Regions from separate parts of the Homo sapiens genome. Here region 1 is linked to region 2. The links are chromatin loops, found by intact Hi-C in ENCODE. Cell type or tissue: heart right ventricle. All regions are shown on one strand. Links, peaks and the distances in the headings refer to the core of each region. The heading gives the core; the rest is flanking DNA.

Region 1 (5,377 bases), core at 262-5,261, 480 kb before region 2:
TAATGGCCGCAGACCCAGCATTCTTCAGTTTAATCTGCAATATTAGCATTTTCTTCACCTCTTTCTAAAGTCTAGGCAATCAACAAAGCAGTAATACATCAAGCCCTGGCATGCCGTGGCATGCCGAGCTCTGCGGTATAATACTTCCACTTGGCCAGTCTTAAGCTACCAACAGGAAGTCACTGAAGGTGACCTTGGGAAGAGATTCCAGGATTTCCACCACACACATCTGACAGGTGTCAACACACAGCAACAGTAAAGCATGCTCGAATAATGAAGACGTGAGTTTTGAGTATCTCCTTTATTTTTCATATAATTTGTCAGTTTACATAATTTAACTTTTTAATAATGATAGTGTTTGTTTAGCTCTCAAAATTCCTGGACGTTTAACATCTATTAGAATGGGTAAAACAAAAACCACTGACCACACCAAGTGTTGGTTTACCAGGGAGGAGATGTGGAGCACCGGGGGTGCCCGTGCCTTTCTGGTGGGAAGGGAAAATGGGGCAGCCACTTGGGAAAACACTTCGGCAGTGTCCGAAAATGTTAAACATGCACCTACCACATCAGCCAACAATTCCCCTCCTAGATACTTACCCAAGACAAAGGGATTGATGTAACCATACAAACACTCATACTCCAACGTTCACAGCAGCTTTTTCATAATAGCCCCAAACAGGAAACAGCCCAAATGTTCATCATCAGGTGAGTGGTTGGACACGCCGCAGTGCGTCCACACCACGGAATACTACTCAGCAGGAAGAAGTGAGCTCCCAATGTGCAAGCTCATTTGCATGGGACTCAAGGTGATGCTGTGGAGCCAACAGCGAACCGACTCCACTGCTCCAGCTCGCCCCTGGCCAGCTGCCTGCCCCTCATCAAGCTGCATCACTGACTGATGAGCCCCGTCAGGCCACCAGGGGTGTCTGCCAGTGGGGAGACAGCGGTGATCACGGGAGTGTACCTGGGGGACATGTGACATAAGCCTATTGAAAATGGAATTCACTATGGAGAGGGATGAATACTAAAATCAAAGGCCATAACATTTCCAGTTTGTCTTTGTGCGGAAGACAATGTGGGGAGCACGCTGAAAGCCGCAGCAGAAGGTTGGGGAGTGCCACGGGACCACAGCGGGACGTCTGCATTTCTTGTAAATGATATCTGCCCCCTGCCTGTTGCAAAGAAGTTAAGCAGCATTGATGAGTGTCAGCTGCGGAGGTTTCATGTAGGGGACCTCCAGGAACAGTATCAGCATTGTGGGGACACTGCTTCCTATAGCTCAGCTTGTGAACACACACCTCCCACTCACAGATGTGTACACTCACACACTTGCATGCACACAGACACACTTGTGCACACACCCTCACATATACTCAAGCACTCACACACCCGAGCACACCCCCACACTTGCACACACACATGCACACACCTGCACACATATTTACACACAGTACACCCACACACGCTCGCACACACTAGCACTCACACACACCTGTACACAGTTGCACACACAACCACACACATGCACAAACACTTGCACATACACTCACTCTCGCACACACTTGTACACACTGTGCCAATCCATTCTAGACTTGTATTTGCCATTTAATGTCTCTTGAGCATCAACCTCTTCTAAGGGATTCAGCTGGGACAAGAACCTGGGGAGTATTACTTGCATTTTGTCTTAGTCCCTATGGGCTGCTATAACAAAAATACTTTAGACTGGGTGGCTTATAAACAGCAAACAGTTATTGCTCACAGTTCTCTAGTCTGGGAAGGCCACGATCAAGGCACCAGCAGGTTCAGAGTCTGGCGAGGGCTGGTTCCTCGAATTGTGGAAAGGACTAGCTGCCTCACAGGGTCTCCTGTAAGGGCACTAATCTCATTCATGGTGGTGCAGCCCTCATGACCTACTCACCTTCTAAATGCCCCACCTCCTACTACTGTCACCTTGTTGATTCAGTTTTAACATGAATTTTGGGGGTACACATGCAAGTCCCCACTCCCCCACCACATACACATGCACCCCCCACTCATACATCACATACCCCCACCCCCACAACCTATACATGCACACACACACATTTACACTTGTGCCACACACACTCCCCTGACACACACATGCCACTCCCACACACTCACTTGTGATTTGGCATAAGGCACTCGAAGGCTGCAATTTCCCTCTAAATGTAGATTTTTTTGGAATCAAAATCATGTTCTTTAATTGCCTTTTATACTTGGTATCATGCTGAACATAAATTATTTTAAGTTGCAGCATAGACATGAATCCATTTACAGCACGGCATTTCAATCAAAATACTGAGGAAGACAGCATATGTGTGTCTGTGTATTTATTTTGTGCATGGACATTTTTTCTAATCTTTAAAATTTATCCAGTATATCTTTTGGGTTTTTGGAGTAAAATTGGTGTGTTATTATTGATATCAGCAATATCTTCCATGATAGATAAGTTAAGGTTTTATGAAGTTTTGAAAACTTTTGAAAAATAAATTTAATACAGTTTCTGATAATTTCTTTAAGATTTCAGAAAGTCAAGAGTGTACAGATGTTGATCCTCAGGAGCTTCATTTACCTGGCCCATCACTGAAGAGGCAGAAATGGAAGACCAGGCTGAGGGAGGCTGGGAAGAGGGGTATCTGGAGGCTGAAGAGGAAGACGATGAAGATGCCGAGGAAGAACAAGAACCTGAGGTGACGGCAGCTGGCAGTGAGTGTGGGTTTTTTACTTTACAGACACACCCTGTGGCATTCTTCTTGATATGGGAACTAACTTGTAAGAGAAACGCAGTTTCTCCATGGTTTTTCTAAAAGGATCTGATGTTCTCCTGGTGGTCTGAATTTGCATTGGCTGACACTTGAGGGAGCTCTCACAATGGTGCTAGTACCACTCTTACGCGTTTGCAGTGCACGTTCAGGGCTGAAAAGCTCTGGAAGCAGGTATGTCAGTTCCTGCTCCAGGGAGCCTCATGCGTTAAATGACACCCATGGGTCACTGGATAAGGTCATTCAAAATATATCCTCTGGGGGTATCCAGTTGTCCATCAGCCTGGCAGATCTCTGCGTGGTGACGAAGAGAGCTGCTCTCTATGCCCATTAGAAGAGCCAAATTGTTTTCCATGTGTCGAACTTTTAAAATTACAAATATCACCCACTGACTACGTTCCTATTTCAATAGGGAGCAGCAGTATATGTGGGCATAGTATTGGCTGGGTGAATACAATTTCATACTTTCATATTCCAAAGCTACAGATAGTTTTTAGAGGTAATTATATGTTTAAAGGGAAGTGTCCAATCTTTTTTTTTTTTTTTTTGAGATGAAGTTTCGCTCTGGTCACCCAGGCTGGAATGCAATGGCACGATCTTGGCTCACCACAACCTCCGCCTCCTGGGTTCAAGCGATTCTCTTGCCTCAGCCTCCCGAGTAACTGGGATTACAGGCGCATGCCACCATGCCCAGCTAATTTTTGTATATTTAGTAGAGACAGGGTTTTGCCATGTTAGCCAGGCCGGTCTCGAACTCCTGACCTCAGGTGATCTGCCCGCTTTGGCCTCCCAAAATGCTGGGATTACAGGTGTGAGCCACCATGCCCAGCTGAATCTTTTAAAACTTTGATTTATTAGTATCTTTTGAGTGATTCGGGTATTTTAAATTAAAGTGTGTATTCAATCTGTACCCTAAACATTATGGCCAGTGATGCGTTTGGTGTTGAAATTGTATCTATCAATAAGCTTGACACTTTATTATCGCTAAATGCAGATTTTACTGTGTCCTATAGGTTTGCTATTAAACATTCTTCTTTGCTTTGCTTTAGGAATAGCTTGTAATTTTGCTTTCCATTCCCTTCTTGATCTCATGCTTATATACTGCAGTTTATCTTAATTTCTGAGTAATTATGATTTCATGATCTTTTTTTTTTTTTTTTTTTTTTGAGACAGGGTCTCATTGTCACCCAGGTTGGAATGCACTGTCGCAATCTTGGCTCACTGCAACTTCCGCCTCCCGGGCTCAAACTATCTTTCCACCTCATTCTCCCAAATAGCTGGGACTACAGGCATGCGCCACCACAGCCTGCCAATTTTTGTATTTATTGTATAGATGGGGTTTTGCCATGTTTCCCTCTGGTCTCGAACTCCTGAGCTCAAGTGATCAACCCTCCTCGGCCTCCCAAAGGGCTGGGATTACAGGCATGAGCTACCACACCCAGCCAGTCATGTTTTGTTGTGTATTTTAGTTGTATTGGATAATAATCTGAGGATGTGTTGCTTAAAATATCACCTTTTCGAATTAAGGTAGTTTGGGGGCTGCTTGAGTTCTCTAGGGATGCCATAGCAAAGTTCCATAAACTAGGGGGCTTCGACAGCAGAAATGGACTGTTTCTCGGATCTGGAGGCCAGAAGTCAGAGATCGAGGTGTTGGCAGGGCAAGGTTCCCCCTGGGGGCCGTGAGGGAGAATCTATTCCAGGCTCTCCCCCAGCTTCCGGGACTTTGCTGGCCATCTTTGGTGTTCCTTGATTTGTGGCAGCCTCTCCCCAATCTCTGCCTTCATCTTCACACAGCCCTCTTTCTCCCTGCATACAAGGCGCTGTGTCCACATTTCTTCTTTTTATAATGACACAGTCATATTGGATTACAGCCCACCCTAATGACCTCATTTTAACTTGATTACCTCTGTGAAGATCCCCAAATAAGGCTCCATTCTGAGGTACTGGGGGTTTGGGCTGTAATATATCTTTTTTTAGGGGGAGGAGGGAGGCAGACACAATTCAATGGATAACAGAGGCCGAATACATAAATAACTGTAAAATATGTTATAGACTCTGAAAAATGCACCTGCTTCAGAGATGCAGGCTTTTCTATATATCTCTAAAATCTAGTTGACAATTGTACTATTCAATTTCCTTTACATTTTTACTTGTTTTTTTTTTTGTTGACTATATCTGTCTGATTTAATGACAATATATTAGAACATTCCATTGTAATTGCATTTTCTTGAAGTCTTCCTTCATGTCTAGTCATTTTTCTTTATGCATTTAGTTGCTGTGTGTTTGTGCTTACTGCATTACAACTGTATTAATACACACACATATATATATACACACGCTCTAACACACATATACTCATGACACATATATACTGACAAATACTTGATACATATTATAGCCAGGCACTGTGGTTCATGCCTGTAATCCCAGCACTTTGGGAGGCTGAGGCAGGCAGAACATTTGAGGCTAGGAGTTCGAGACCAGCCTGGTCAACATGGTGAAACCCTGTCTCTACTAAATGCAACAAAAATTAGCCGGGTGTGGTGGTGAGCCTGGCCAACAGAGCAAGGCTCGGTCTCAAAAAAGAAAAAAAA
Region 2 (5,377 bases), core at 115-5,114:
ATAGCCTCCTCTCCCTCACCTACAAGACCCTACAGGGCCCAGCTCCTGCCCCCTGCTCACCTCACCCCGTACCCTCCAAGCACAGGGCTCATTGTTCAGGCCCTCCTCCCTATCTTCTTTGTCCACAATGCCTCTCCCCAGGTTCTTTGGAAGGCAGGCTCCTCCAGATGTTTCAGGTCTCAGCCGAACTGTCTCCTCCTCGATAGAAAAGCTTTCCCTAACCATCCTTGCTCTAACCCCTCTCCATCAGAGCACCTGGTTTCTTTCCTTCCTGGGCTTATCACAAATGGAGGGGCAGTATGGATGCCACAGCGATGAACAGTACAGGCTCTGATCTCTGTCTGGATTCTAATCTCGGTTAGGCCACTTCCTGGCTGCAAAACTGCCAGCAAATTACTTAACCTCCATCTGCCTCAGTTTCTCCATAATAAAAGCACCTCCTTGAGTTGGTGTGAGAATTAAATGAGTGAGTCCACATAAGGCATGCAGAACAGTGCCTGCACATTCTCAGCACACAGCAGGTGCTAATGGTTATTACGATCATGCTTATTCCTTAGTGGACTATGTGCTCTTTGAGGGCGGCTGGATGGGGCCTTAGCCATCGTGTTCACTGTGTACATGGCTGCTCACAGGAGGCTCTTAGTATGCAGCATCTCTAGCCGGCGGCCCATGGCTCCTGGTTATTCCCAAACTCATGGCCACTTTGGGAAAAAAAAATCTCTGGGGAACAAAGGGAGCTCTCAAAAGACACGTGCACCTTCTTTCACCATCATCAACTGCAGCTCCAGGCAGTGATAAAGCAAGGACCTCTGGCCTCACACAGAAAAGGACCAGAGGGAAACTGAGGCTGGCTGCTGGCATGCATCCCATGTGTTAGGTTTGAGAGACCAGAGCCAGGCTGAGGAATGCAAGAGGTCAGCAAAAATTTTCTTTGCTGAGTTCCTTGGCAAGATAAAGCTAGCACAGCCCTCTCCTCACCCTGTTCCTGAAGCCACCCTATCAAAGCAATGGATCATGGCAGGAGAGTGAAGGCAGAGCCAGAATACTTCATTGGCAGGGACAAGATGAGGAAAGACTGGAAGCTGGTCAAGGGAATGACCTGGAACTGGGAGACAGAGAGAGCACAGAGATCACAGCAAGGCAATGGGTCAAAATCAGTTAAGTGGACAGGACGATCGCCACAAAATACCAGAAATAAGGACATCTTGAAAATGCAGCCAGTCCTGCCTCGAACTGGAAGCCTCTACCACATGTCCTGCCAGTGCAAGAGCCAATAGGTGGGTTCCCAGTGACCAAAGCTGGATGTGAGAGCCAGAAAATTCTGTCACAGAGAGGGAGATGAAGTTCACCTGGCAGGAATGGGTAAAATGTCATCAAATCATGGCATTCTCTCCTGCCCTCTAGGCCCTGCCCATGTTGCAATGGCTGTGAAGCACTTCCTGAGACCACACTGTTTCCAGTTCAACAACTCCAGTTTTCCATGGATTTTTGGAAATGACAATTGACAGAATGTTTCAGGATGATATAAAATCTGATACTAGATTGCCTGTAAAAACATTTTCAAAACTCAATTATTTTCAAATGTGAAAAAATATGCTACAAGTCACCTAGGATTTCAAAATTGGGAAAGTTCTTACAGCTACCACAAACATCACAATTGGGTGTGGATCCACACTGATCTACAAAGGCCAGAAGCCAGGAAACTACCACTTTGGGAGACCTGAGCTGCTCACAGAAAAGCACAAGCATCTGGTGTTGTCTGTTCCCTAGTACCTGGCTGTTCCTTGGTTCTTGGTCTCTCTCAGAAAATTCAGAGCCCCTGTTTCCTCAGGCTACTGCTGCCAACTTCTTGCAATCAATGAGCAACCCTGAGTCAGCACTGTGGAGCTACATTACTGTCCAAATCCATGGCCATCCCAGTGCTGATGGCAGTGGAAGAGCTCATCCAACTGGTACAGTTGTTATTTCTGGCAGTGAATCACATCCACACCATGGCACACCTTGCTCAGAGAGTTTCCATCTCCATTAACAGAAAAAGCAACCTATATCCCTCCCCTGACCCAGGTTTCCAGGTTCGAACTGGCTGCCAGACAACCTGGTTCTCTGTGCATCCTTTCTGTGCCAGACTTAGTCTAACAGATTTGATGCTATGGCTCCAAGCTGAAACCCATGAATATCTACCCCTGAGATGCTGGTTTCTCTCCTTCCCTCTGGCTCCTAACCACACTCACCTGCAGAGGATAAACAGGCATGCCTAGTGTGTGGGGGTTTGTCCTGGGTTGCTGCCCTGGACAAAAACACTGGCTCTAGCAGGTAAGGTCCCAGTGCAGTTTGGCTCGTACCTGCTGGTGCAGCTCTCTCGTCTGACGAATTGCTCAGATCCGCTGGGGCTGTTCTGCTGTTCTGGGGTACTGGGATCTGCAGGTTGCTGAGTGGGTACAGCTGGGTCTCCTTGGCCACCTCTTGGGGCTCCAGGCCTGTCCTGCCAGGCCTCTCCGACCTTGGTGGCCACATCCTTCCCCTCAAAATCAGTCAACACGCTGAGGAAGAATAAGACCCTTATGAAGTGAGTGCCCTGAGACTAGACTTTGTTCTCCCATGGCAGGTAGGCTGGCTGTCATGTCTCGTGGACTTGGAGGGACTCATCTCCCCAAGAGTGGGGCAGACAGGAAGGAGGCACAATCCCCACCCCAAGGAGCAGTCAGTCTCCTCCTCAGTAGGACCCCCGCAGTGCTGCTCCTTTCTGACAAGGGCAAAGTCACCTGACGACTTCAATGAGGTGTTAAAAGACATCGTCTTCTGGCTGGAAACACACTGGTATTCTTGTCCCCATCCTCCCACTGCCATCTCTCCTTTCTCCAGTTCTTTCCCGCCTCCGGCCTCTCTAGGAAGACCTAAGCCATTCAGCCTTCTTCCCTGACCATGGTGCTCAAGACCTGTGCGCTGGCCAGGCTCATCAAATACCCGGCAGTCTAGGGAGGAGCTTCTCCCCCAAGCTACCCTGGAGGGCTCGGTAGGGGCAAGGGTAGGGGAGTGCGCACGTGTTGGTCACCAGATTCCCAAATCCGCTGTTGACCCCACAAAGGGGGGAAGGGCCAGGAGAATCCAAAATTTCTTAGGCGGGGCCATTATGAGAACCCTAGACCCATTTGTGATCCTCGAGCGCCATCTGGCGGCAGGAACCGGGACTGCTGCAGAAAAAGCCTCTCCACGGTCGATCTCGCCCAAAACAACCATTTTCTTTGTTGATCGTCTCATTTCCCGGCGAGCACCGCAGGCAGAGTCTGCGGCTGCAGGAAATGGCGGCACGCGCAGGCGTACTCACGCCGGCCGCACCCCGGCCTGTGCACGCACGATCTCAGCGCGCGTGCGTGCACCCGCCCACTTATCGTTGTGACCGCGTAGTTTTCACATGTGGAACCTTCTTGTCTTCTTTATTGGAAGTAGTCATAGCTATTCCTGGAAAGCAATAGCATTTTCATCCCCTGCCCCCCTTTTTTTTTTTTTGAGACGGAGTTTCGGTCTGTCGCCCAGGCTGGAGTGCAGTGGTGTGATCTCGACTCACTGCAACCTCCGCCTCCCGGGTTCCAGAGATTCTGGGACTACAGGCGCCCGCTGCCACGCGTGGCTAATTCTTTGTATTTTAGTAGAGACGGGGCTTCACCTTGTTGGCCAGGCTGGTTGTGAACTCCTGAACTCAGGCAATCCGCCCGCCTCGGCCTCTCAAACTGCTGGGATTACAGGCGTGAGCCACCGTGCCTGGCCATCCCTTTTTTTTTACAGATGAAAAAGTTGACATAAGGGTCCAATTTGCAACTAATAGTAGTCAAAATGGAACTTCCTTGTTCCTGCTGCAGTTCAACCTGATCAGGTGACTCCTGCTACATACACTTTTAGCGTCTCTAAACTTAGTTCCTCCCACCTAACCCCAGCTGCTTCTCTTCCCCTTCCAGCAGCCAAACTCCTTAGAAAGAGCTGTCTACGCTCACTCTTGTCACCTTTTCCTTCCTTTCTTACCATCAACATTCCATGGAACCTATTAATTGCTTCTGGAAAACTGAGTTCCTTCTGGGTTACACATTACGCCCGGGAGGCAGCAAATTCTTACAGAAATGGTGACATCTTACGAAAGATAACTTACAGTGGAACATTCCAAATGAACAACAACACACTGAAGTGCATTTTAAAAAAAAATTCTTTTGTGTTGTGGCTTGGCTCCCGGGGCAATGGTGCAGAGAGCCAGATCACCAGGGCCACTCAGGGAAAGGGAGCCCAGAAGCCTGGCATGCCAGCAAAAGGGTAAATATCTCTTCCCAGTCAGATTTCAGGCTTCTCTCTCTCTGTGCAAACTGATTGTAAAATCACTGTTTATCTCCTCTGTAAAATTTTAATTAATGCAAAAAGGAATTCTGAGGCTGTCTAGTCTTAAGCTGTAGTCAATCTGGTATATTTTGTGCTATAAAGTCGTTTTTCTGTGTCGAGGGGTACCTTAGGATAAAACATGGGCTTGGGCCCCCATAAGCTTGCTGCTCAAGATGGCCCAGCAAGCTGGTCAGTGACAAACTTTGCTGCAGGTCCCTGAAACCAACAAAAAACTGGACAAGGTCGCCATCCTGTTTTATGTCCTTGGGAGCTTGACCTTGTAACCATGTGGCAGTACTTTCTCCTTGTCTCTACCTTCCAGGGAACAGGAATTTTAGGGTTCATATCATAGTTAGTTCTAAAAATTATCTTGACTAGTTAAAAGCCTTTGCAAGCTCAAAATTAACTACTCTAGACTCCTTCTGGGCTCAGTAGTTAAGGTTTTGCCCTTTCACAGTGGCAGTCTGGGTTCGATTCCTGGCTTAGGAAATAAGTCCTTTCTGGTTTAATATCTGCATGACCTTGTCTATACCTTTCTCCTCCATGGACTGTCTTAAATTTTCCTTTGAGCACCTGGGAGTTCGAGACCAGCCTGGCCAACATGATGAAACCCCCTCTCTACTAACATACAAAAAAAAAAAAATAGCCAGACATGGTGGCACACGCCTGTAGTCCCAGCTGCTCCAGAGGCTGAGGCAGGAGAACTGCTTGAACTGGGGAGACAGAGGTTGCAGTGAGCCGAGATCATGCCACTGTCAGCCTAGGCGACAGAACAAGACTCCGTCTCAAAAAAAAAAAAAAAATTAACCTTGTAAAAAATTTTATGTATGATAATACTAAATTTAAAAGGGTATTATTAGGTTTTTCCATAAATTGAACATGGACATAAAAGCACAACAGGTTTTCTTAGAGCACTAATCTGCTCTTCAACAAAAATTGTAAAGGGTTATAAAAGGTTTATAAAATTCTTACCTTATGTTCAAACTGATTAAGATTGAATACATTTGTCTATAAG

What was found. A loop is a pair of places that touch in the nucleus more often than their neighbours do. Peaks named below come from ENCODE experiments on the same cell type or tissue, not always from the same donor. Only the 100,000 strongest peaks of a DNase experiment are listed, where the experiment ranks them.
Region 1: it touches region 2 in a loop (4-fold over the local background); 1 of 110 quality-filtered maps calls a loop at or near these places.

Annotation. Positions count from the first base shown.
Region 1 is chrX:153,436,242-153,441,618 of GRCh38, reverse strand. No RefSeq gene overlaps it. Among named protein-coding and RNA genes, the nearest start is that of TREX2, 7.1 kb to the left of the region's middle. In heart right ventricle, for the core only: a CTCF peak has its summit at 2,866; no DNase peak of the experiment used is centred there.
Region 2 is chrX:152,956,862-152,962,238 of GRCh38, reverse strand. ZNF185 (zinc finger protein 185 with LIM domain) reads right to left here. Exons shown (of 25, transcript NM_001395254.1): 19 at 2,343-2,540. Among named protein-coding and RNA genes, the nearest start is that of PNMA5, 35 kb to the left of the region's middle. RefSeq lists enhancers at 2,891-3,020, 3,031-3,080. In heart right ventricle, for the core only: a CTCF peak has its summit at 3,179 (motif pointing left); a DNase peak (open chromatin) is centred at 3,198; H3K4me3 peaks cover 1,002 bases; H3K27ac peaks cover 1,287 bases.